3 separate regions of the Homo sapiens genome follow, and regions 1 and 2 are each linked to region 3. A link is a loop called in an ENCODE intact Hi-C map of the cell type or tissue named here. Cell type or tissue: ascending aorta. All regions are shown on one strand.

Region 1 (8,000 bases), 130 kb after region 3:
GCTACTTGGGAGGCTGAAGCAGGAGAATCGCTTGAATCCAGGAGGCAGAGGTTGCAGGGAGCCGAGATCGTGCCACTGCACTCCAGTCTGGGTGACAGAGAAAGAATCCATCCCAAAAAATATTAAATATTAAAAATTGAAAAGGTAAAGCTAGCGTAATATAATGCCTGAGATTCCAAGAAAGAAATCAGGGCCTACATACCACCTTCCTGGGCCACAACCTGACAGAAACGCCACCACCACCACTACCACACTCCTGCCAAAAAAAAAAATTCCCCAAATCTCCATGCCTGGCTAGCTAGATGAGCTAGAGCTAGCATTTCTAGTAGTCCATTACTTGAGAATAGCATGCAGTAGATCCTGAAATTTGCATATGCTCACATGGGTAACATGGAAATTCTAAGAACAATAGACTTTTTAAAAGATAATTTCATTTTTTCAGGGAAGTATAATGACTCCCATACAAATACAAACTGAACACAATTCAAAGACTGTTTTTAACTCATTAATTAATGAGGGAATTGGTAAGATGTTACATCTGGCTCTAAAGAGAATTCAAAGAATATATATATAAATGCTGCAACAAATTTACAAATAGATGCAAAATGGAGCTGTCTGCAGGGCAATAAATTATTGCATTCCACTAGATACAAGTCATTTGCATTGCTGCAGACAAGAATCATATACATCACTTTTAGTTTCCTACAATTTACAGAACTGTAAAATAGCTCAAACACAATGAAAGGAACCAGATAACTAGAAGGATACACTAGACTATGCTTTGTTTTTCATTAAAGACTCGCAGTAATCTTTTCTTTCAATTTACAGTCTTTCGCAATGATTGGAAGATACCTGTGATCTGGAGAAAAAAAATGAGAGTCTACAGAGACCTTACCTCCCGAGGCAATGGCAAATCTCACAGCCACTAGCAGTGACAGTCAAGAGAATGACCAAGAATAGGATCCAACCAGCCCACTATGAGGAACACCAGCACAGAAGGCCTGGTCACCACAGTGGGATAAGGGTCCAGCTGGTAGAGTCCAGCAAAGTCCCAGAGGGTAAAGGCCTCTTCCACTCTCTTCAAGATACTAAGCTTCTGCATGAACCCAGGCACCAACTTGGGAAGGAGGAATGAGGAGAGACCCCTTGAGAGATAAGAAAAGCTTAAACTTTTAATGAGTATTTAGCAGAAAGCAATTGATTTGAAACAGAAGAAACTGGGTTGCTTTTTATTGACCAGGGGCATATGCTGAATTGTGCCCTCACACACACAAATTTGTGTGTTGAAGCCCTAACCCTCCATACCCCAGAACTTAACTGTATTTAGAGATAGGGCCTTTAAAGAGGTGATGAAGTTAAAACGAGGCCCTAAGGGTAGACAGTAATCCAATCTGACTGGTATTATAAGCAAAGGAAATTTGGACATACAAGGAAACACTAGATGCCCACACACAGAGGAAAGACCATGTGAGAACACAGAGAGAAGGCAGCCATTTGCAAGCCGAGGAGAGAGGCTTCATGAGAAACGAGCACTGCCAACACCCGAATCTTGGACTTCCAGCCTCTAAAACCATAAAAAAATTAATTTCTGTTGTTTCAGCCATCCAGTCCCTGGCATTTCATTACGGCAGCCATAGCAAACTAATACAGCATTTTAAGGGTTGTGGGGTGTTCATTTCATATCAGTAGGAGCAAAAGCAAGATGAAATGTCGGTTAAATAAAATGTAAAAAGCTACTTGTTTGTTTTTTGGTTTTGGACATCCGTGGGCATTTTAATCCTGTCATATAGGATGAGTGCTTCATAGGTTTTGGACACATTCTCAGACCCAAAGATACGAATAACCTTTACTAGTTAAAGGTCTTCAATAGAGCAAAGCCTATGGCCACCAAGGAAACAAGTCTCAAAGAGCTCAAAACCTCCTTCTGGCCACTGCTCAGTGTCAGGCTTCTACAGGATAGAAATGATGAGGGGAAGCAGAAGGTATAAGACTGGAAAGAAGATATTCTTTTTTTTTTTTTTTTTTTGAGACGGAGTCTCGCTCTCACCCAGGCTGGAGTGCAGTGGCACAATCTTAGCTCACTGCAAGCTCCACCTCCCAAGTTCACGCCATTCTCCTGCCTCAGCCTCCCAAGTAGCTGGGACTACAGGCACCCGCTACCATGCCCGGCTAAATTTTTTGTATTTTTAGTAGAGACGGGGTTTCACCATGTTAGCCAGGATGGTCTCGATCTCCTGACCTCGTAATCTGCCCACCTCAGCCTCCCAAGGTGCTGGGATTACAGGCGTGAGCCACCGGGCCCGGCCAAGAAGATGTTCTTGAGTCAGGTTCTTTCCTAAAATCATGATTGGCAGTTATCTTCATCCATTTGTGCTGCTATAATAAAGTTCCTGACACTGGGCAATTGATAAAGAATATAAATGTATTTCTCTCAGCTCTAGAGGCTGAGAAGTCCAAGGTCAAGGCACTGGTAGGTTTGGCGTCTGGTGAGGACTGCTCCATCAGTGGCATGTTCTTGCAGTGGCATCCTCACATGGCAGAAGGAGGAGGAGTAAGGAGACCTTAAGCCAGTTCCCTCTAGTCCTTTTACAAGACACTAATCCATTCACAAGGGCAGAGCCCCCATGGCCTAACCACCTGCTAAAGGCACCCCTCCTACTACCACCACAATGGGGATTAAGTCTCAACATGAATTTTGGAGCAGACATAAATGTTCAGACCATAGCAGCAGTATTTTTTCTCTTTTTCAAACTGTTATGTGTTTCTGAGCCCTTCTGTTGGGGGAGAAAGATCACAAAGGTTTTCTGGAAAAGCAATTCTAAACAGATATCTGAAGAATATGTTTTTCATTCAGTGATTGCTAAGGAAAAAAAAAAAAAAACTCATTAGCTTTGACCTGAATAAGGATACACTCATACACTCAGGCCTAAGTGTCTGGTGTAGAAACAGTGCCACACTAACTTCAGTGAGAAAGAAAAGCACAAATACTACATTTCCAAATTTAGTCAACTAGGGACATTGAGTCAGGCCAATTTAAAACAGGTCCAAAATTTCATCATTCCAAGGAGTTGAGTATTGTCTCTTATCTACTAATCTAAAATTAAATTTCCCGTTTAGCTTTGACATAGAGACTATTTATAGACATTCAAAAAAAAGAAGAAAATCAAAAGGCTTAAACCCAGGTCATAGGTCCTAAAACCAAAAGCAGTGAGAAGAAAGTGACATCTAATGGTTGGTTTCCTTCAAAACATCTCTGGTTGCCCCCTAAAACTCAAGAGACAAGGAAAGGGAGATTTTGACCTTAGTCATTAGAAAAAGTCTCAAAAATCCTAAAAAGTCAAAAATGTCATCCAGCCCTCTGGGAAACCGGCTCAATGCATTCAAATTAATGTCGTGCTGGGCTGCAGAAACTTTTGACCAGAAGGCATTCCAAGGAGTAACCATAAACAGCTTAAATGATATTAGATGCGTCATAAGATCTTTTTTTACTCTTGTTAAAAATAACAATAACAAACACTTATGAAGTACAGACATGTGCCAAATCCTGGCCTAAGTGTCTCATATATACTAACTCATCTAAAGATATTTTTCCACAATATTTATACGCATGAATAAACAATAGATTCTACTAAAATTCTTAAGGCTAAAGTAGGAATGAATTAATGTTGTGAAAAGACAGGAATATTAAATGTATTTCATTACTTCTTAGAACAGAACTGCAAAAGAACTTGAGAGGTCATAGTTCAGGAGTTGTTGAAAAATCTATCCCATGAGAGAAAATGCAGCATTTTCACTTATTTTTATTTATTCCTTCATTCTTTCTATGCTGCTCTTTGCTTTCTTGTCTTCCATCTTGTGAAAATATTTATGACAAACTTTTTATCCTGTCATTGCATTTTGCTGGTACTTTTTAGGCTTAAAGGTGAACTCCTGAAGTTTATCTCCTTCCAGGCATCATCTCTTCAATTCTGGAAACAGTTACCAGATAAATGGTGGTAACTAGCTTAAGCGTCACAGGACAAACGGCCAGGCTAATATCAAGAGTAGGTATATGAATCACAGCTATGTTTCTGCTGCAGCAAAATGTCTTCAAATAAAAATTAGACCATAAGCATTAAACTGCCTACTAAAAGAAGATTTTTTTAAATATTATATGTTAACCACTCAACCAGTTAAATATCAAACAATATAAACTGCTCCTACATTTAAGTGTAGTTTCATTTTTCATACAAGTTATAGAAGTCATATGTATTCTTACCTACAGTTTTATCAGTCAATAAATTACATGTGTTCTCCTGCCTATACGTAAGTTCAGTCTGAGAGACAGCATCAGGGATTTTTTTATAATAACCATTCCTTTGCAATGAATAAAGACACTAATTTATCTCTTATGGACTCATAATTTGTTCTGAAGCATCTTCTGTTGTTATGTGGACCCTCTTCATGCTCCTTGAAGGCTGGAGGAGTGCAGTGATCCAGGGCTTCACTGGTCTCCTGCTTTTGGAGTTTATCTCTGCTATATGCAGAAGCTTTTATTCCCTTTTCCTTTTGTAATACTCAGAACAGAAAATGCATAGACTACCTACCCTTACCGAAATATATAAAACTCTTTGCTTATATTTCTTCAATCAAGAAGAGGTTCTGTTGAGAACCAAATTTCTACATGGCCCAATCTTCTTTCCTTCAACTTTAAAGATCATTTATAATGTATTTTACAAAGAACACATTAGGATTATCTATTAATCAAGCTGGTAATCTCCATTAGAGGAATTGATTATTTTGTACTCCTCAGAACAAAAGGAACACAAATTTCAGACATATAACCCAGAACAAGTATAAGGATTTAATCAGCCCACTGCTGAAAAGAAAAAGCCCTGGCCCGTATTATTTATTGGTGACTTCCAGGAGCATGGACATAAGATCTTTTTTTCTTTCTGTTTCTTAAAGAGGAAAATTGCAAAAGAAACAGGAAATCTATCCTTTTCTCTTAATGCCTCTTAAGAGGAAGAAATGTTTCAGTCACGTTTCTGACTGTGGAAAAAAATGATAAGTTACTGGTTAAAAAAAAAAAAATCAAAGATGAACTCCATAACATTCTCCTTTCCTTAGAGTCCTCAAACTCTCACACAGTCCAGGCCCCAGAACCCTGCCCTCAGTTTCTTCCCAAATAAAGTCCTCCTCAACCTTTTAGGAAGCTTCCCTCCCAGCCTCACTCCAGGCATTTTTCCAGTACCCAAGAGGCCCTGGCACATGTTGGGTTCTCAATACCTGTGCCCTAAGTTAATTAACTATAAAACGAGCATGGTTATAAGCTTATTTTCAACTCATCCACAGGTCAGTTTCTCTGGCCAGAGTCAGCCTGCAAATACAGTAATTTCAATTTCACAATTGTATTTCTAGAGCTGTTGAGGGGAAGCAATCATGTTAGGCCAAACTAGCAACTGAGCCAGGCCTTGTGTCAGAAAGATGGGGGCTGACAGTGGCTAAGGCAATTTCCTCCAAAACACTAGGTAGTTAGGTCAGGAGAAACTTAAATAAGGCAATAGCTCTTCTTGTCATCAGAGGCCTTGGTTTTCACATCTGTAAAACAAAATCCTTGGTCTAAATGACTTCTGACACACTGACTTAAATTTTGCCACAGAGTTCAAGCTAGAAACAAGAAAGTAGCTGTAAAAGCCAGGGCCCTTCATGGTATAGCTAAGAGAGAAATCTAATTCACCAAAAATTCAGAGAGGGGAGTGCTTCTCATGAGAAAAGAATGAGAGACTAATTCCCAAGGATTTTCTCTTCAAATAGCACGTCGTGGAGAAAGAAAGATAAATGGAGAAATGTGGCAGTAAAAAAATTCTGTAGATGAGAAAAAAGACAGGGAACTTCTTAGTACCTGCCCTAGTCGTAAATTGTCAATAGAGACATGCTTTTCAAACTATGGTAAACAACTTGTTTTGTTTTTTATTTCTAATTTTATTGTAAGCTGATCTCTGATCTTTGTTAAGTTAGAGAGAGACATCGTAACACTTCATCTCTAAAGTATGGAAAGAGAGCAAACACTATCTTGAAGGTAATAATTACAGAATTGCTTAGCCCTGGTCTAGCAGATTTTAAAATAAATTTTGCAGAAGTGCGTTAAAACGAGCACACCGTGAAGGGCCTACTTGCAAACTAACAAGTTACCCTGCTAGAGTTTATGGATGCTGGGAGAAGACGTGAGACTCCTGGATTACAGGCAAATGAGAGGCTATTACTCACCACAATAGTAGTAGCCACGGTATCAGCATCTGAGCCAATTCCTCCAAACCCCAGTACCCGCAAGGTGATGCAAATAGGGCTAGATAATACCAGCATCCACAGTCAATTGTGTTCCAGCAAAAAAAAAACAAAAAAACAAAAAACTGAACTTAGAAAACCTGAATATTTTATAACAGGAAATAAGCATGCCTGCCTATGTCCTGGAAAGAGACATCATCCTTATTATATTGTATAGTAAGCATGCTTATATGTTTGCCCCAGAGGAGGACTACCTCTACCTGCCAAGGTGTATTAGTCTCCTGTTGCTGCCATAGCAAATTAGCACAAACTTAGTGGCTTAATGGATACAAATGTATTATCTTGCAGTTCTGGAGTCAGAAGTCCAAATTGGGCCTCACTGCGCTGAAGTTTCTTTTCCATTTTCTTAACTTTTTCAGCTTCTAGAGGTCACCAGCATGCCTTGGACCATGGCCCCATTCTTCCATCTTCAAAACTAGCAAAGGCAAATTGAGTGCTTTTCACATCACATCACTCTGACCTCATTCTTCCACTTTAAAGGATCCTTGTGATTACGTTGAGCCCACCTGAATAATCCAGGATAACCTTTGTATGTGAAGGTCCTTTAGCTGATCAGCATTCTTAATTTCATCTGTAACATAAATTTTCATTTGTTATGCAAGGTAACGTATTCACAGGTTTCTGGGATTAAGCTATGGACATATTTGGGGAGCCATTATACTGCCTACTACACAAAATAATAAGAAAATCTGCCCTTTGTTCTAGAGCAAGCTTGTCCAACCTGCAGCCCACGGGTCACATGTGGACTAGAATGGCTTTGAATGTAGCCCAACACAAATTGGTAAACTTTCTTAAAACATTATGAGGGTTTTTTGAGATTTTTTTAGCTCATCAGCTATAGTGAGTATGTTTTATTTGTGGCCGAAGATAATTATTCTTCCAATGTGGCCCAGGGAAGCCAAAAGATTAGACACCCCTTTTCTAGAGGGAGATACAATGTCTGTTGTCCAAGGCTGTTAACTATACTATACAAGCACCCTTCAAAAGATAGTTTATAACAAGGAGAAGTCAATGCTTTGCTTCACAAAACACACAGACATGTGAAAGAGCCATAGAAGATGGACCCTCATGACCAGCTGCTACTCTTACATATCGGCATAAGAAATCGAGTAAGGATATTTAATTGCTTTAAACTATATGCATATATTTTTTAAATATGACACCTGACCATTTGGATCACAAAGTTATCTTGGTCAATATAGGTTAAAATCACTATATAATTCCATATATTCATGGAAAGAGAAACTATACTGAATCTTTTTAACAGACGTTTCCCAGTTTAATCACGGATGAAGTGTGTAATCAACCATCATCCACTCACAGAAATCAATGAACACTTACAGGAAACAAAGTGGTTTGAACAACCCAACAAAGTTTGCTTGGAGGTCAATGTTGGGGAAAGAGTCTTTTGATATTTAATTCCAGTGCTAAAGAATTTTCTCTATCAGGAAATTCTTCATACTTAACCTTAAATCTTGGTATTTGCAGCTTTAACTCATCTCCTCTTAATCTGTCCTCAGGGAGCTCTTTCACATGATCCTTAGTGTCTTCTAGAAAGGACAAAGATGAGACTCTCATGATACTCTCCACAATAAATTGTTCTGAAAGAAATTTTCCCTGCTGCTCTTATACCAAACCCATAAAAGATATATGCTTCGGTAAATTTTAGTTTT
Region 2 (8,000 bases), 190 kb before region 3:
TGCATTTCAAATGATGCATTCATCCTTCCATTCCACCATGATGATCTCCTCAGCAGCTCCAGGCAGCTGAACAGCAAGTTGCGCTCATCAACTCAGCATTAAAAAGCAAACGGAGTCATTGGCAAGATCTTGCAAATGAATATCACTTTTAATGCAAATGTCCAAAGTGAACCAAGAGTATAAATCCAGAGGAAAGACCAATTCATTAATTCATTAACAATTTACAGAGGCCTACTCCATACAAGTCAGTTTATAAAGGACAGTGAATATAAAATTGATATAATACCAGTTCCTGTCCTCAATATCAAGAACGTCAAGCTTGGAAAGGGAAAAAAAACAACTGGAGGGAAATAATTAAAATGAATTTGAGCCTTTTTCTTACCACTTTTCCTTCTTTTCTCTTTCCTTCCTTTCCCCACCACAGGGGAGGGTATTGCATGGTAGTATTGAGGGTAGAAGGAGCACAGAAAGATTTGTGGCAGGGTGTCCACAGGCTCCTGAGGAGGTGAGAAATGGGAGAAGAGAGAGACCCAAGCAGATGATGGATCCATTTGCCTCAATCAGAGGCAGTGTGCCTGCTGATATCTCAGAAGGTACGGCACATGGAGTGGACTCATGGAGGTGGAGAGGGAAGGAGTGGTTAGGAAATCAATTATACCTCAACAAGGTGAATTACTGAGCATAACAAGAGCCAGGTTTCTGGAAGTTGGATCTATCTATTTATTCAAACAAACATACAAATTATGTTTTTATACACACACACACACACACACACACACACACACACACACATAATTTTTTTTCCTAGCTTTATATGCTGAGAGGACTCAGAAGCAATCGTGTCCCACTAACAATGAATACATCGAGAGCTCAGAGCTTCGAACCAGGAGTTCATCCTGATTCCAGGATCAGGGCAGGGAAAGTACACGTTAAGGTAGAAATATCTTTGGAGAATAGAAAGTAAGAAAGTGCTCAAAGAATAATGAGGAGATATCAAAAAGACACAAGAGTCACTTGAATGGATCTCCTGTTGGTCATATCTGGACATATTCAAATATCAAAATTGATCATGATAGCAACAGATTAAAAACCAAGAATCAAATAGAAATCCATGAGGCCATGTTGATTAATTTAAAAGAAACAATGGGAAGAGAAAGTTCTTCGTATGCTAGAATTCCAACAAGTAAATGTAGCAGGTAAGAGAAAAAAATGTATATTTATTAACCATGATAATGATAGTTAATGCAGGTGGGAGTTGTCAATAGAGGCTTAAAGGTAGTCGATGAATGTTTGATAACAACAGGATATGGGCATAATCTTGGGACATCTTCCACATACAATATTATGATTAGTATTCATATACAAGAAGAAACAGTGACTTTACAGTGAAGGAAATGGCACCAACATGACAAGGTGAAAGGTTAACATCACCCAGGTGTACCCAGAATGGGACACACTGAGAGAAACACAGCATCGTTTCTATGGTATTCCTACCAAGACGGCCTACCCTGGGACTAGTCATCAGGAAACACTGGACAGGCCCAGCCCAAGTGTCATCCTATATACAGAACATAGATCCTCGGTTATTTAAAACTATAAACGGCATGAAAGACAGGGGAAGGGGAAATACCTGTATTCCAAATTGGAGGCAACTGGAGAGACGCAACTTGATGCAACACGCATTCCCAGATGATATTCTGGGGCCAGAAGGCAAAGACACATTGTTGGAACTGCTGGAGAGATGTAAATGGGGTCTGTAGGTTAGACAATAGTATTGTACCAATAATTTCCTGATTTTGAAGGTTTCCTAGGGGTCAGATAAAAGAGTGTCCTCTTTTAGGGAAATCACATACCATAGCATTTAGGAGTAGTGAGGCATCATGACTGCAACTTGTTTTCAAATAGTTCTGAAAAAGACTAACAGTCGTGGAGAAAAATTTAGAAAAGGGGATGACAGAGCAAATACATGAAAATGGTAACAGGAATCTCAGCAAGGGAGTACATAGCAGGCCTCTATAATGTGCTTTTAACTTTTCTATGTTTGAAACTATTTCAAAATAAATCCTTGAACTTTTTAAAAAAGTGAATGTGTAGAAGATATACCTAATGTAAATGATGAGTTAATGGGTACAGCACACCAACATGGCACATGTATACATATGTAACAAACCTGCTCATTGTGCGTGTGTGCCCTAGAACTTAAAGTGTAATAAAATAAAGAAAGAAAGAAAGAAAAAAGTGAATGTGGTAAAGACTATTAAAGAGGGGTACAGCAGGAGCAACCTCAGGCCATATTCCCAGGTAACGTAACTTTCTTCACTTTTTTCTTACTTAACTAAATTTCTCATTCAAGCTTGAGAGTATGCCAAGAGTCACAGAAACTTAATGTATATCAACTAAGTGACTCCTCACACACCTATTTTCGGAGGGTTGCATCTAAGTTCTGGACTCTAATAACTTCCAAGATACCGGGGAGAAGAGTGAAAAAATACAGCACTCAATTTCACCGGCCTTGTAGAGATTCACTGATGCACTCATGTTCCAACCTGCTACACGTCAGCGTTCGTGCAGCTCCCTGAGGAATCACTGCTCATTCTCCTCCCAGGCAGCTCCTTCAGGTTTGCCATCCTCTCCACCCATGAGATGCCCTGGTGTTACTTAGCTCTCTCTGACCCCACCAGAAAAAACACCCATATACAACTCAGCATAAAGTATGAGGGGATTCCTGAATTGACCACCTGAGATGAACTTTCTCCCACTTTAGGAGAATGGGGGCACACATTAAAAATTTAACTGAAATATAGGTTTTTTTAAAAAAATAACTAATTTTCCTGCACATTTGAGTTTTTGATGCGACAACAGGAAGTAAAGAGAGTGGAGGGGCAGGGTTCCTGCCTGGCTTTTGGATTTCAAAATCCTAGGTCCTTGGGAGAACAGAGAGGAAGCTCTTAAAGTTTACAGTAAAACATTTTGGAGAAAAACATCATGAACTAGAGTGATTCTCTCCTCATCCACACTCCCCACAGGAGTGTGAAGAAAAGGATTCTGCAAGCAGAGGAGAGGGAAAAGAGTCAGAAGAAAAATGGTGGGACGTGGCTAGGACATACAGACAGGGATTCTGTGCCCTGCTTGCAGAGCTAATCCAGAGAGGTAAGAAGCCCCAGATACATGATACACGTGTGGGTTCTAAATCAGTTAGAATTGACATCTCACTTCCCCCAGCCGAGTCTTGGGGAGGTGACAAAACCCCCCAAAATAGTGGTTTCCTGATATGTCTAAGCCAGCGGTTCTCATTTCCGGTCAAACACTGAAACTCCATGGGAACTACACTAATACTCAGGCCCTTTCCCAGGGCAGGGTCTCAAACTTTAGTGGATATCAGAATCACCAGGAGGACTTCTTTTAAAAAATGCAGATTTCTGGACACCACCCACACAGTTTCTGATTCAGTAGGTCTAGCGTGTGCCAAGAATTTGAGTTTCTCAGTGGTCTTCAGGTGAGGCTGAATAATGCTGTTCTTGGACCACACTTTGAGAAGTCCTGCCCCAGGTATTGGTAGCTGTAAAGCTTGTCAGGTGATTCTTCCATCCAGCCATTGTGGAGAACCACAGGCCTAAGCAGATGGAGCCTCCGGCAATCTCCTAGACATCCCTGCTTTTTGTCTGGGAGAAGCAAAAAACACTCCCAAAGTGGGCCCAAGAGTTTCATATCAGTAGGGGAGGGGTCCCCGACTCAAAAGCCATGCACACAGAAACAAACATGTCTAAGAAAGCCACGTCAATGACTCATCAAGAACCAGATAGGGGAGAGAGGGCTCAGAAGATGCCTCTGCGGCCAGATGACATCAAGAGCAGAAAGCCCTTTATGCCTTTTTAGGCACCTCCCTCCCCCAACGTAGTCACAACCCAGGGAGAAAGTAAAGGGCCAGTGGGAATCACTGTTTGATTGAGAGAATTAAGTTTCTGCCACCTTAGTAGAACAGGAATTCAAAACAGAAATTGTACTGAAGTACAGAAAAATTTGAGTGCTAGAAGTTCCTGGGCTGATTTTTTTTTCTTTTACTTTTATTTTAAAGGTAGGAGGCAAGATCATTTCTCATTTTTCATGGCTGCAGGTTGAGGGGTGGTCAGAAAGGGCATGAGAAGAGTGGTTAAAATTTGGCATGCTAGCTGAAGTAATGGGCATGGGAACTGACCAGAGATTGCTAAAAGGATTATCGACCTGAGTTGCAGGGCCAGCTGAGATGGGAAAGCATAAATTTGCAATGGCATCAATCCACACAGTTGTGTGACTTTTCTCCCATGGTGCTGGCAGCCACAGCATAGAAGCAGAAGGGATTGCTTATATTGATTTAAAGTTGGAGGTTTGTGGATAGGTATAGCTAAAGGGCAAATCAATAAAATAAACAAAAGATCTTAAATGTTAGTTGGGAAGTTTAACATAACTCTCTCATTGGAAAGACTAGCAGCCAAATAGGTTTGAAGAATGTGGAAAACCAGCAGCACAAGGATGTAACACAATATGTTACAAAAATGAGACATATATTCAAACTCAGTATTGCTGAGACAGAACAGGGCTTGGCTTCAGCTCGCCCCCACTAGGGCATTCTGTCCTGCATTCCCACTGATCACAAAACCCACACAACTACCTCGCTGATGCCATAATGTTTAACCATGCCTTTTACTCAAAGAGTTCCAGGAACTGGCCTTAGGAAATAACCAAGCTTACAGTGTCCCGCCTCTGGAAGGAATGCTGAGCAATTGATTTACATCGTTGTTGCCAATGGCCAGACCACCAGGTGGCCCATTACTCAAGATAACCATGGCAACCAGATATGCTGACCTGCACACCCTATCCGTCATGTGCTTTGCCCTGCCCAGCCTGCATACCCTACCCTTAATGTCAATTCCTGTGCTTTGTTTGTCCAGTAAAAAAGCCCTACCAGCTCTTTTTGTGGTGTCAGGCAGGGAATCCTCTCTCTCTCTCTTTCGCGCTGCCTCCCTTATGCCTGGGCATAAGCTCCAAGGAAGCCTCCTCTGGGAAAACATTTTTGGCCACATGTGAATTTCTATTGCACTGAGACCCCAGGAACTGAGGTCAGTAACATTGTAGCACCAAGTGCAGAAATCCGCAATGGATACAGAAAGGGAGAGTTGGATAAGCACAGCTTGAGAACCTAATTAATTAGATAGGCAAGTTACTTAACATAATAAACTCAAAAATAATAATTTGAGGGCAAATAAGGAACTAAGGTTCTATGCAAAAGACATTCCTTTCTGAGAGAAACAAATAGCAATTCTTTCATGCATTCCCACTGATCATGAAAACCACACCACCACTTCACTGATGCCATGTTTGGCAATGACACACAGCAATATACACAATCGGCACTGTGCATGGCAATGACACATAATAAATAGCAATACCATATCTAAAAATTATTGTTGCCAAACTTTTTTCTAAATAGACTAAAAGACTAATGATTCTTGTATTATCAAAAATAAAAATGTTTAAACTAAAAGATTTTTAAAAATCATAACTTGCAAATTCAAATATTATCCAAATTATTTAACATCTTATACTTAGCATCAAATAAGACAGTCCAAGGGTTATTATCTGCTGTACGTTTTAGATGCTTTGCAATGATAAATAATTTCAGTATGCAAAACTAAAGGAGCAATTGCTTGCATGTTCATCAGCAGGCTCTATTTTAATAGTCCTTTTTTTTTTTTTGCCATGAAACATCCACTAAACTGGCATTAAACCAAGAGTTATTTGTGGTGAATCTGAGAACACAACATACATGATTGCCCAAAAAAAAGTTACATGATAATGCTAAATTAAATGAGGCATTTATCACATGAGTTTTAAAAGAAGAGAAGAAGTGGCATGATACTTTCTCCTAGCCTTCCCTGAGAAAATTCCTTTAAAATGATTTGCTGTTCAGATTCTGCAATTTCTTTGAAATTGGAATTGCAGAAATGAGTATCTGACCAAAATGCCTGGAAGCACTAAATGAAATTCCAGGGAGTGATTGAAAATGTTGAACCAGATGGTGGTCAGACAATGTTTGGGAACTCCACTGTCAGCGTAATTGTGAGTAATGACAGAACTCTGAGAAGTCTGCACATTTAAATCAGATAAGCATCCAGAACATTGGATTCTTTCAGACTTTGTTTGAATGTGCCTTAGGTCATTATTTATCTTTTTTTTTCACTCGTTTTAATTTTGAATATTTCTATTTAAAAGATCTATTTCTATTTAATGGCTCTTTAAGCTACCTTTAAGTCTATAATTGATTCCATGAGTAAACTTTTTAAGCTGAGAGTTTTGGGCATATCACACCAAAAAAGTAGCCAATTATTTATTCACCAAATATTTTGTATGAGCTCCTCCTCTCTGCCTTATTTCTGCCACTACTTTCTTCTTCCTTTCCTTTTCCTTCTCTTTTTTCGGAGTGCCTACTCTCAAGGCTGCATGAGGCTCTCAAAGATCTTAGTTTAGTGAAAAGGAAAAAACAAACACGTATAAATAGAATTGTTACAAAATTGTAATAACAGCTATAAAAGCATACTGGGTGTACCATGAACAGCAGATGGACAATGGAGATGAGGAGGCAGGAATTTGCGTCAGGAATTATGGTCATGGAAGACTTATTGGAGAAGGAGACTTCAAAGAGAGCTGACTTCAGGATTGATAGTCCAGGCAAAGGAACTGATGTATAATATGTGCATGCAGCCCTAAGTAGGAGAGACCATGGGGTGTAAAAAATCACTAGCTTTTACAGAGAATGGATGGGAGAAAGACAGAAGTGAAAACACGGAGAACAGTTAGGAATCAAGTATCACAGTCTAAACAACAGAGAGGGTGGTCTGAACTAGGGCAGTGGCAATGGAGACATCCTTCTCACTTTCAACCCTTGGTACATATATCAAATTCTATTTTTATATTAGCAAAATGGCCTATATTTTCTTGCTTTTTTTGCTCATGGTTCTTTATCAGTATATAAAGGCAAAAGCATCTAATATAATTGAACATTGTTTTCATTTGTTTCCAAATGAATTTGTTTAATCTTTCCTAAATTGTCATTTTTATAAGGGATGTCTATGAGAAATTTAAAAGAATGATAAAGAGATAGCCAAAGTCTATCTTCCCAGAATTGATAATAGGCAAATTGTTTTTTAGAGTGAGAGAATAATTTCCATTTTAGCTCATAAGAAAACATCTATATTATATTTATACACTCTCTTGTCTTGGTACCTAGATAGTTTATACAAGTATGCAAAATGGCTCCAAGTCAACAGTGTAAATCTAATCCAAAAATTAAAAGCTAAATTGAGACCTAAAGGTGTTTCCCAAACAAATTTACTAAGCTCTATTCCTTCTCTCTATTAACAAAAATATCAGTGTTTATATACCCAAGTGGTTTTAGCAGTGTGATAATATTCACCTATATTTCTCAACCAATTAAAGAAGGAAACTTAGCACACTTAGGCATTTATAATTTTTCATAAATTAATCATTCATTGGTGACACTAATTATAAGATAAATTAATACACAGTGTGACACAGACTGAAACTTTCCATTTCAGAGTAAAGTCCCTTGTTAATTAATTAATTTATTTGTTGGTTTATGAAGGGCTTAGTCTCATGGTTAGAATACTTTCCTTACTAGAAAATGAGCAAACTAAATTCTTAAATCATCTCTGCAGTCAGGCCCAAATCATTCAATATTTTTTCAGTACTCACAGTTGGGCATATGCTGCTGTCTGCTGATTCTAATCTCCGGGAAATCCTTTCTGGATAGATAACAATTTACAATATGAATGAGTGGATATGTTGATAAGAAAGAAAAATATAGGCTGGGCATGGTGGCTCACGCCTGTAATCCCAGCACTTTGGGAGGCCGAAGCGGGCAGATCACGAGGTCAGGAGATCGAGACCATCCTGGCCAACATGGTGAAACCCCGTCTCTGTTAAAAATACAAAAATTAGCTGGG
Region 3 (8,000 bases):
TGCATTTAACAGCGTAAGGCCCACTGGCCTGGGTCTCCAGCCACACCCTGTCTGGACTCTCAGGCCTGTAGCAGCTCTGCACTTCCCTGGGACAAATCTCCCAGAAGGAGACGCCAGCTGCCAGTTTTGCTGTCTGACAGGCCCCGCCGCTGATCTGCACAGCGCAGCCATTCCACGGAAAAGCGGCCAGAGTATTTTTTACATAGTTCCCCAATCCTGCTCCTCCTCACGGGGCAAGACCCCCGCGCCCCCCGCACACACGCCCTGGACTGCAAACACCCCCACACCAGGGCTCCCAGGCCGGTAGCAGCTTTGCACTTCCCTGGGTCGGAGCTCCCAGAGGAAGAGGCCAGCTGCCATTGTTGCTGTCTTGCAGCCCCCGCTGCTGTAGCATTCATGCACTGGAGAGCAAGCAGCGATTAGGAAGTGGCACAGAGCACCTGCACAGCGTAGCTCTCCCACAGAAAAGAGGCCAGACTGGTTTTGTTTCTGGCCGGGGGGTCGGGGGATCGGGCGGGGGGCGGGGGGAAGGGTTCCGTGTTTTTTTAAAAAATAACTTTTATTTTAGGCGCACGGGTACATGTGCAGGATTGTTATGTCACGGAGGTTTGTTGCACTGATTATTTCATCACCCAGGTACTAAGCCTAGTACCCAATAGTTGTTTATTCTGCTCCTCTTTCTCCTCCCACATTCCACCCTCAAGTAGGCCCCAGTGTGTTGTTCCCTTCCTTTCTTCCGTGAGTTCTCATCATTTACCTCCCACTTCTAAGTGAAAACATGTGGTATTTGGTTTTCTGTTGCTGTGTTAATTTACTAAGGATAATGGACTCCAACTCCCACAAAAGACATGATCTCATTCTTTTCTACAGCTGCATAGTATTCGCTGATGTATATGTACCACATTTTCTTTATCCAGCGTGTTATTGATGAGCTTTTAGGTTGACTCTGTGTCTTTGCTATTGTGAACAGTGCTGCAATGAACATTTACATGTGTCTTTATGGTACGATGATGTACATTCCTCTGAGTATACACCCAGTAATGGGATTGCTGGGTCAAATGGTAATTCAGTTTTTACCTCTTTGAGGAATGGCCACACTGCTTTCCACAATGGATGAACCAATTTTTACTCCCACCAACGGTGTATAAATGTTCCCTTTTCTCCACAACCTCACCAGCATGTTATTTTTGACTTTTTTTTTTTTTTTTGAGCAGAGCCTTTCTCTGTTGCCAAGGCTGGAGTGCAGTGGCGCAATCTCAGCTCACTGCGACCTCCACCCTGCAGGCTCAAGTGATTCTCATGCCTGAGCCTCCTGAGTGGCTGGGATTACAGGCATGTGCCACCATGCCAGGCTAATTTTTATATTTTTAGTAGAGACAGGGTTTCACCATGTTGACCAGGCTGGTCTCAAACTCCTGGCCTCAAGTGGTCCATCCCTCTTGCCCTCTCAAAGCACTGGGATTGCAGGTGTGAGCCACTGCACCTGGCCTTATTTTTTTGACTTTTAATAACAGGCATTCTGACTGGTGTGAGATGGTATCTCATTATGGTTTTGATTGGCATTTCTCTAATGATTAGTGATGCTGAGCTTTTTTCATATGCTTGTTGGGCACATGTGAAAAAAAAACTTGTATGTCTTCTTTTGCAAAGTGTCTGTTCATGTCCTTTGTCCACTTTTTAATAGGGTTGTTTCTGTCTTGTAAATTTGTTTAAGGTCCTCATAGATAGATGCTGGATATTAGACCTTCGTCAGATGCATAGTTTGCAAATATTTTCTCCCCATCTGTAGGTTGTCCATTTACTCTGTTGATAGTTTCTTTGGCTGTGCAGAAGTTCTTAAGTTAGTTAGATCCCATGTGTCGATTTTTGCTTTTGTTGCAATTGCTTTTGGCATCTTTGTCATGAAATGTTTGCCTGTTCAGATGTACAGAATGATATTGCCTGGGTTATCTTCCAGGGTTTTTATAATTTTAAGTTTTGTACTTAAATATTTAATCCATCTTGATTTTTGTATGTGGTTTAATTAAGATAGGAGTCCAATGTCAATCTTTTGCATATGACTACACAACTAGCTAGTAACATTTATTGAATGGGAAGCCCTTTCCTCATTGCTTGTTTTTGTTGGTTTTGTCAAATTTCAGATGGTTGTATGTGGCATTATTTTTGTGCTTTCTATTCTGTTCCATTGGTCTATGTGTCTGTTTTGTACCAGTAGCATGCTGTTTTAGTAGCTGTAGTCCTGAAATAAAGTTTTAAGTTGGGTAATGTGATGCCTCCAACTTCATTCTTTTTGCTTAGGATTGCCTTGGCTATTTAGGCCTTTTTGGATTCCGTATGAATTTTAAAATAGTTTTTCCTAGTCCTATACAATGCTATTCCTATCAAACTACCAATGTCATTGTATCTGGAAATTGTTTTGTGCAGTATGACCATTTTAACCATATTGGTTCTTCCTATCCATGAGCATGGAATGTTTTCCATTTGTTGGTGTTATCTCTGATTTCTTTGAGCAGAGTTTTATAGTTCTCATTATAGAGATCTTTCACCTCCCTGGTTAGCTGTATTCCTAGGTATTTTATTCTTTTTGTGGCAATTGTGAATGGGATTGCATTCTTGACCTGGCTCTCCACTTGGATGTTGTGTGTTTATAGAAATGCTACCCATTTTTCTACACTGATTTTGTATCCAGAAACTTAACTGAAGTTGTTTATTAGTTCTAAGATTTTTTTGATAGAAACTATGGAGTTTTCTAGGTGTAGAATCATACTGTCCGCAAAGAGAGATAATTTGATTTCCTCTCTTTATATTTGGATGCCTTTTATTTCTTTCTATTGTCTGATTGCTCTGACCAGGAGTTCCAATACCATGCTGAATAGGAGTGGTGAGACAGGACATTGTTATCTTGTGCCTGTTTTCAAGCAGAATACTTCCAGATTTTGCCTATTCAATATTATGTTGGCTGTGGTTTTCTCATAGATGGCTCTTATTTTGAAGTATGTTCCTTCATTGTCTAGTTTATTGAGGGCTTTTGACATGGAGAGATGTTCAATTTTATCAAAAGCCTTTTCTGCCTCTATTTAGATTATCATGTGGTTTTTGTCTTTTGTTCTGTTTATGTGATGAATCACATTTATTGATTTGCCTATGTTGAACCAACTTTGCTTCCCAGGGATGAAGCCTACTTTATCATGGAGAATTAGCTCCCTGTATATACACCATTGATGTGCCGCTGGATTTGTTTTGCAAGTATTTTGTTGAGGATTTTTACATCAACGTTCATCAAGGATATTCGGCCAAACTGTTTTTTATATGTGTCCTGCTTCTTCTCACTGGGTGGGACCCCACAGCCTGGGACTCCAGCCAACCCCAACCAGGGCTCTCAGGCTGGTAGCAACTCGGCACTTCCCTAGGATGCAGTGTGAAGAAGGAGAGTCCGGCCACCAGTTTTTGCTGCCTTGCAGTCTCTGCTGCTATAGCCTTCAGGCTCTGGAGAGCAAGTGGTGATTAGGGAGTGGCATGGATCCCCCACACAGCGCAACTGACCCAAGGTAAAGTGGCCAGATTGTTTTTTACATGGGTCCCTGATCCCACTTCTCCTCACTGAGTGGGACCCATCTATCTGGGACTCCAGCCACTCTGTACTCACCACAACCAGGGCTCTCAGGCTAGTACAGATCTACACTTCCCTGAGACGGAAGCTTGCAGAGGGAGAGGCTGGCCACAGTTTTTGCGTCTTCCAGATCCTGCTGCTATTGCCTTCTGGTCTGGAGAGTACACGGTGATTAGGAAGTGGCATAGTTCCCCAGAACAGTGCAGCCCTCCCACAGAAAAGTGACTGGATTGTTCTCCACGTGGGCTTCTCTCTCAGCTTCTCATCACTGGGTAGGGCCACCCAACCTGGGACTCTAGCAAAACTACCCTGCCCCTTCCTGAACCCTTTAGTCAGAGGTGGGAGGAAATCCCAGAGACAACCCACAACCCCTCTGCCTCTGCAGCTACAGTAATAACACCCTAACCTCCCACAGGTTGGGGAAGGAACAGAAGGCACAATAGCTACGCTGGCAAATGCAACATACTGCAGCCACCAGACAAAAAGGAATCCAGTCTCTCTTCCTTGTGACACCCTCCCTCCCCACTGCCCCCAAAACTCTTCACCAGGCAGGGCCCCCGGCTTGGGACTGCAGAACAGCTGACCCACCCATGGTTAGGCATACCCACTGGTAGGGGCTGTTCTTCCCGGGTGAGGGGCTCCCAGAAGCAACCAAAAGCCCCCCTGCCACTGCCACAGCAATGATTCTGCCTCTGCTGCCCTCAGTCTGGAGAAAAAACAAAGAATCTAAGGGCTTCACCCGAGCTTCCAGCACACCAAGTGGAGAGGAGCCCAGTCTCTCATCCCTGTGAGCTGTGGACAAACCTCCTGCTCTTTAACAAGCAGAGCCCGGCTCAGGCTAGCAGAGCAGCTGCCCCACCCCATGGCCGAACATTCCTGGGAGCAGCAGCTTCGAATTTCTCTGAGGTGGAGCTCCCAGAAGCAACCAAAAACCCCCTTGCCACTGCCACTGTAGTGGTGCTGCCCTTGCTACCTTCAGACCAGGAAAGAAGCAAAGACGCTGAGTGCTTTAATCACACTTGCAGCGAATGGCAGTTGCGTTAAGGAGAAGAGGCCAGTTTGTCTCCCCCAGGTCCCACCCAAGGCCCCTGCTCATCACCAGGTGGGGCCCCATTAGTGTGGACCCACCGTTCAGCTGCCCCACCCCAGGCTAATTAAACTGATTGATAGCAGCTCTGCATGTTTCTGGGCTGGAGCCCAAAGAGACAAATCAAAGACCCTCTGCCACAACCACCGCTGAAGTCCCTTCCCCTGCTGCCTCAAAGCTGGGAAAGGAACATAAAGCCAGAAATCACCCTAGAGCTGTGGTGTGCAGCCCAGGAGTGCCAAGTTGAGACATGCAGCCAGCACTCAAGTGGGAGATAAACCCACACTTTCAGAGCACTGAGAGGGAGTACAACTGCAATTGTGAAGAAATACAGGGGAGCTGTGTTAACTGAGCAAGACCCTACCTACCGGCCATTACACTTAAGTGCCACCTACTGGATCACAGCACAAAACATCAATACCAAAAAATACTTTGCTAATATACTCACCGTGTGAAATCAAAAACAAGAATTTAGCTACAAATAAACACCTGAACAAAGCTTTGGCCCTCTGAAAACATCCAGAAAGGAAGTCAACTGACTGTACTCAACACCACAGTTAAAGGAACATCAGCTTGCTCACACAGATGAGAAATAACCAGCACAAGAACTCTGGCAATTAAAAAAGCCAGAGTGCCTTCTTTCCTCCAAATGCCCACACTGTCCTAACGAGGCTGAAATGGTTGAAATGATACAAATAGAATTCAGAATACAGACAGGAACAAAGATCATCGAGATTCAGGAGGACATTGAAATGCAATCCAAGGAACCTAAGAATCACATAATACAGGAGCCGTTAGATGAAATAGCCATTATAAAAAAGAACCAAAGTAATCTGATAGAGCTGAGAAACACACTACAAGAATTGCATAATGGGGGACTGGTCTAAAAAGAAAAAAAAAAGAATTGCATAATGCAATTGTGCATATTAACAGCAGAATAGACCAAGCTGAGGAAAGAATCTCGGAGGTCAAAGACTGGCTATCTAAAATGACCCAGGCAAATAAAAATAAAGAAAGAAGAATTAAAATGAACAACAACAACAAAAAACCCTCCAAGAAATGTGTGATTCTGTAAAGAAACCAAACCTATGACTCATTGGCATCCCTGAAAGAGACAGGAAGAAAGCAAGCAACTTGGAAACATATTTCAGGATATCGTCCATGAAAACTTCCCCAACCTCACTAGAGAGAACTACATTCAAATTCAAGAAATACAGAGAACCTCTGCAAGACACTACACAAGAAGACTATCTCCCAAACACATAATCATCAGATTCTCCAAGGTTGATATGAAAGAAAAAAAATGTTAAGGGCAGCTAGAGAGAAAGGGCAGGTCACCTACAAAGGGAACCCCATCAAGCTAACAGCACACTTTTCAGCAGAAACCCTACAAGCCAGAAGAGACTGGGGGCCTATATTCAGCATTCTTAAAAAAAGAATTTCCAACAAAAATTTCACATCCAGCCAAACTAAGTGAAGGAGAAATAAGGTCCTTTTCAGACAAGCAAATGCTGAGAGTATTTATTACTACCAGACCTGTCTTAAAAGAGGTTCAGAAAGGAGCACTAAATATGCAAAGACCATTACCAGCCACTACATAGACACACTGAAGTACATAGACCAGTGACACTATAAAGCAACCACACAAACATGCCAGCATAATAACCAGCTATCAACATGATAACGGAATCAAATCCATAAATATGATACTAACCTTGAATGTAAATGGGTTAAATGCCTCCAATTAAAAGGCACAGAGTGTCAAGCTAGATCAAGAAGCAACACCCGATGGTATGCTATCTTCAAAAGACCCATCTCACATGCAATGACATGAATAGGCTCAAAGTAAAGGCATGGAGAAAAATCTACTAAGCAAATGGAAAACAGAAAAAAGCAGAGGTTGCAATCCTAATGTCAGACAAAAAGGACTGTAAGCCAACAAAGATCAAAAAAAGATAAAGAAAGGCATTATATAATGGTAAAGGGTTCAATTCAACAAGAAGACATAACTATTCTCAATATATATGCACCCAACACAGGAGCACCCAGATTAATAAAGCAAGTTCTTAGATAACTACAAAGAGACTTATATTCCCACACAATAATATTGGGAGACTTTAACCCCCGACTGACAATATCAGACAGAACACTGAGGCAGAATATTAACAAAGATAGTCAGGACCTGAATTTAACATTTGAACAAATGAGCCTAATAACATCTACAGAACTCCCCACCCAACAACGGAATATATATTCATCTCGTCTACACGTGGCACATATTCTAAAACTGACCACACAATCGAACATAAAACAATACTCAGCAAATTCAAAAAAACCAACAGTATACCAACCACAATCTCAGACCACAGGGCAATAAAAATAGAAATCAATGCTAAGGAAATCACTCAAAGCCATAAAATTACATGGACATTAAACAACCTGCTTCTGAATGACTTTTCAGTAAATAATGAAATTAAGTCAAAAATCAAGAAATTCATTGAAACTAATGGGAATAAAAATACAACATACCAGAATCTCTGGAACACACCTAAGGTAATGTTAGGAGTAAAGTTTACAGCACTGAATGCCCACATCAAAAACTTAGATCTCAAATTAACAACCGAATATCACAACTGGAAAAACTAAAGCTAGAGCAACCCAACCCTAACACTAGCAGAAGACAAGAAATAACCAAAATCAGAGCTGAACTGAAAAAAACTGAGACACACACACACACAAAATACAAAGATTAATGAATCCAGAAATCGGTTCTTTGAAAAAAATGAATATGATTAATAGAGCCAGCTAGACAACTAAAAGAAAAGGAGAAAAGATGCAATTAGGCACAATCGGAAATGACAAAGGGGACGTTACCACTGACCCAAGAGAACCATAAAAACAAACCCTCAGAGACTACTATGAACATGACTATGCAGACAAACTAGAAAATCTGAAACAAACTGATAATTCCTAGACATATAACAACCTCCCAAGACTGAACCAGGAACAAATTGAATCCCTGAACAAACCAATAACGAGTTCCAAAATTCAATCAGTAACAAAAAGCCTACCAATAAAAATAGCTCAGGACCAGATGGATTCTGAGCCAAATTTTACCAGACGTATAAAGAATAGGGAGCGGGGCCAGGCGCGGTGGCTCACGCCTGTAATCCAAGCACTTTGGGAGGCCAGGCGGGCAGATCACGAGGTCAGCAGATCGAGACCATACCGGCTAACAGCGTGAAACCCCGTCTCTACTGAAAACAAAAAAATTAGCTGGGCGTGGTGGCAGGCGCCTGTAGT

What was found. Hi-C counts contacts between places; a loop is a spot of excess contacts. Peaks named below come from ENCODE experiments on the same cell type or tissue, not always from the same donor. Only the 100,000 strongest peaks of a DNase experiment are listed, where the experiment ranks them.
Region 1: it touches region 3 in a loop (4-fold over the local background); 2 of 110 quality-filtered maps call a loop at or near these places.
Region 2: a loop joins it to region 3, with 2.3 times the contacts of the local background. A loop is called at or near these places in 3 of 110 quality-filtered maps.

The regions. Positions count from the first base shown.
Region 1 is chr12:19,650,273-19,658,272 of GRCh38, reverse strand. It overlaps LOC101928387 (a long non-coding RNA gene), which reads right to left. Exons shown (of 7, transcript XR_007063236.1): 4 at 7,795-7,877; 5 at 6,250-6,898. Among named protein-coding and RNA genes, the nearest start is that of AEBP2, 210 kb to the right of the region's middle. In ascending aorta, a CTCF peak has its summit at 3,224; no DNase peak of the experiment used is centred here; H3K27ac peaks cover 5,535 bases.
Region 2 is chr12:19,968,358-19,976,357 of GRCh38, reverse strand. No RefSeq gene overlaps it. Among named protein-coding and RNA genes, the nearest start is that of LINC02398, 42 kb to the left of the region's middle. RefSeq lists enhancers at 4,331-5,038, 4,601-5,113. In ascending aorta, no CTCF peak of the experiment used is centred here; a DNase peak (open chromatin) is centred at 4,760; H3K4me3 peaks cover 384 bases; H3K27ac peaks cover 2,128 bases.
Region 3 is chr12:19,776,059-19,784,058 of GRCh38, reverse strand. No RefSeq gene overlaps it. Among named protein-coding and RNA genes, the nearest start is that of LINC02398, 230 kb to the left of the region's middle. In ascending aorta, a CTCF peak has its summit at 4,472; DNase peaks (open chromatin) are centred at 4,448 and 7,900; H3K4me3 peaks cover 781 bases; H3K27ac peaks cover 3,156 bases.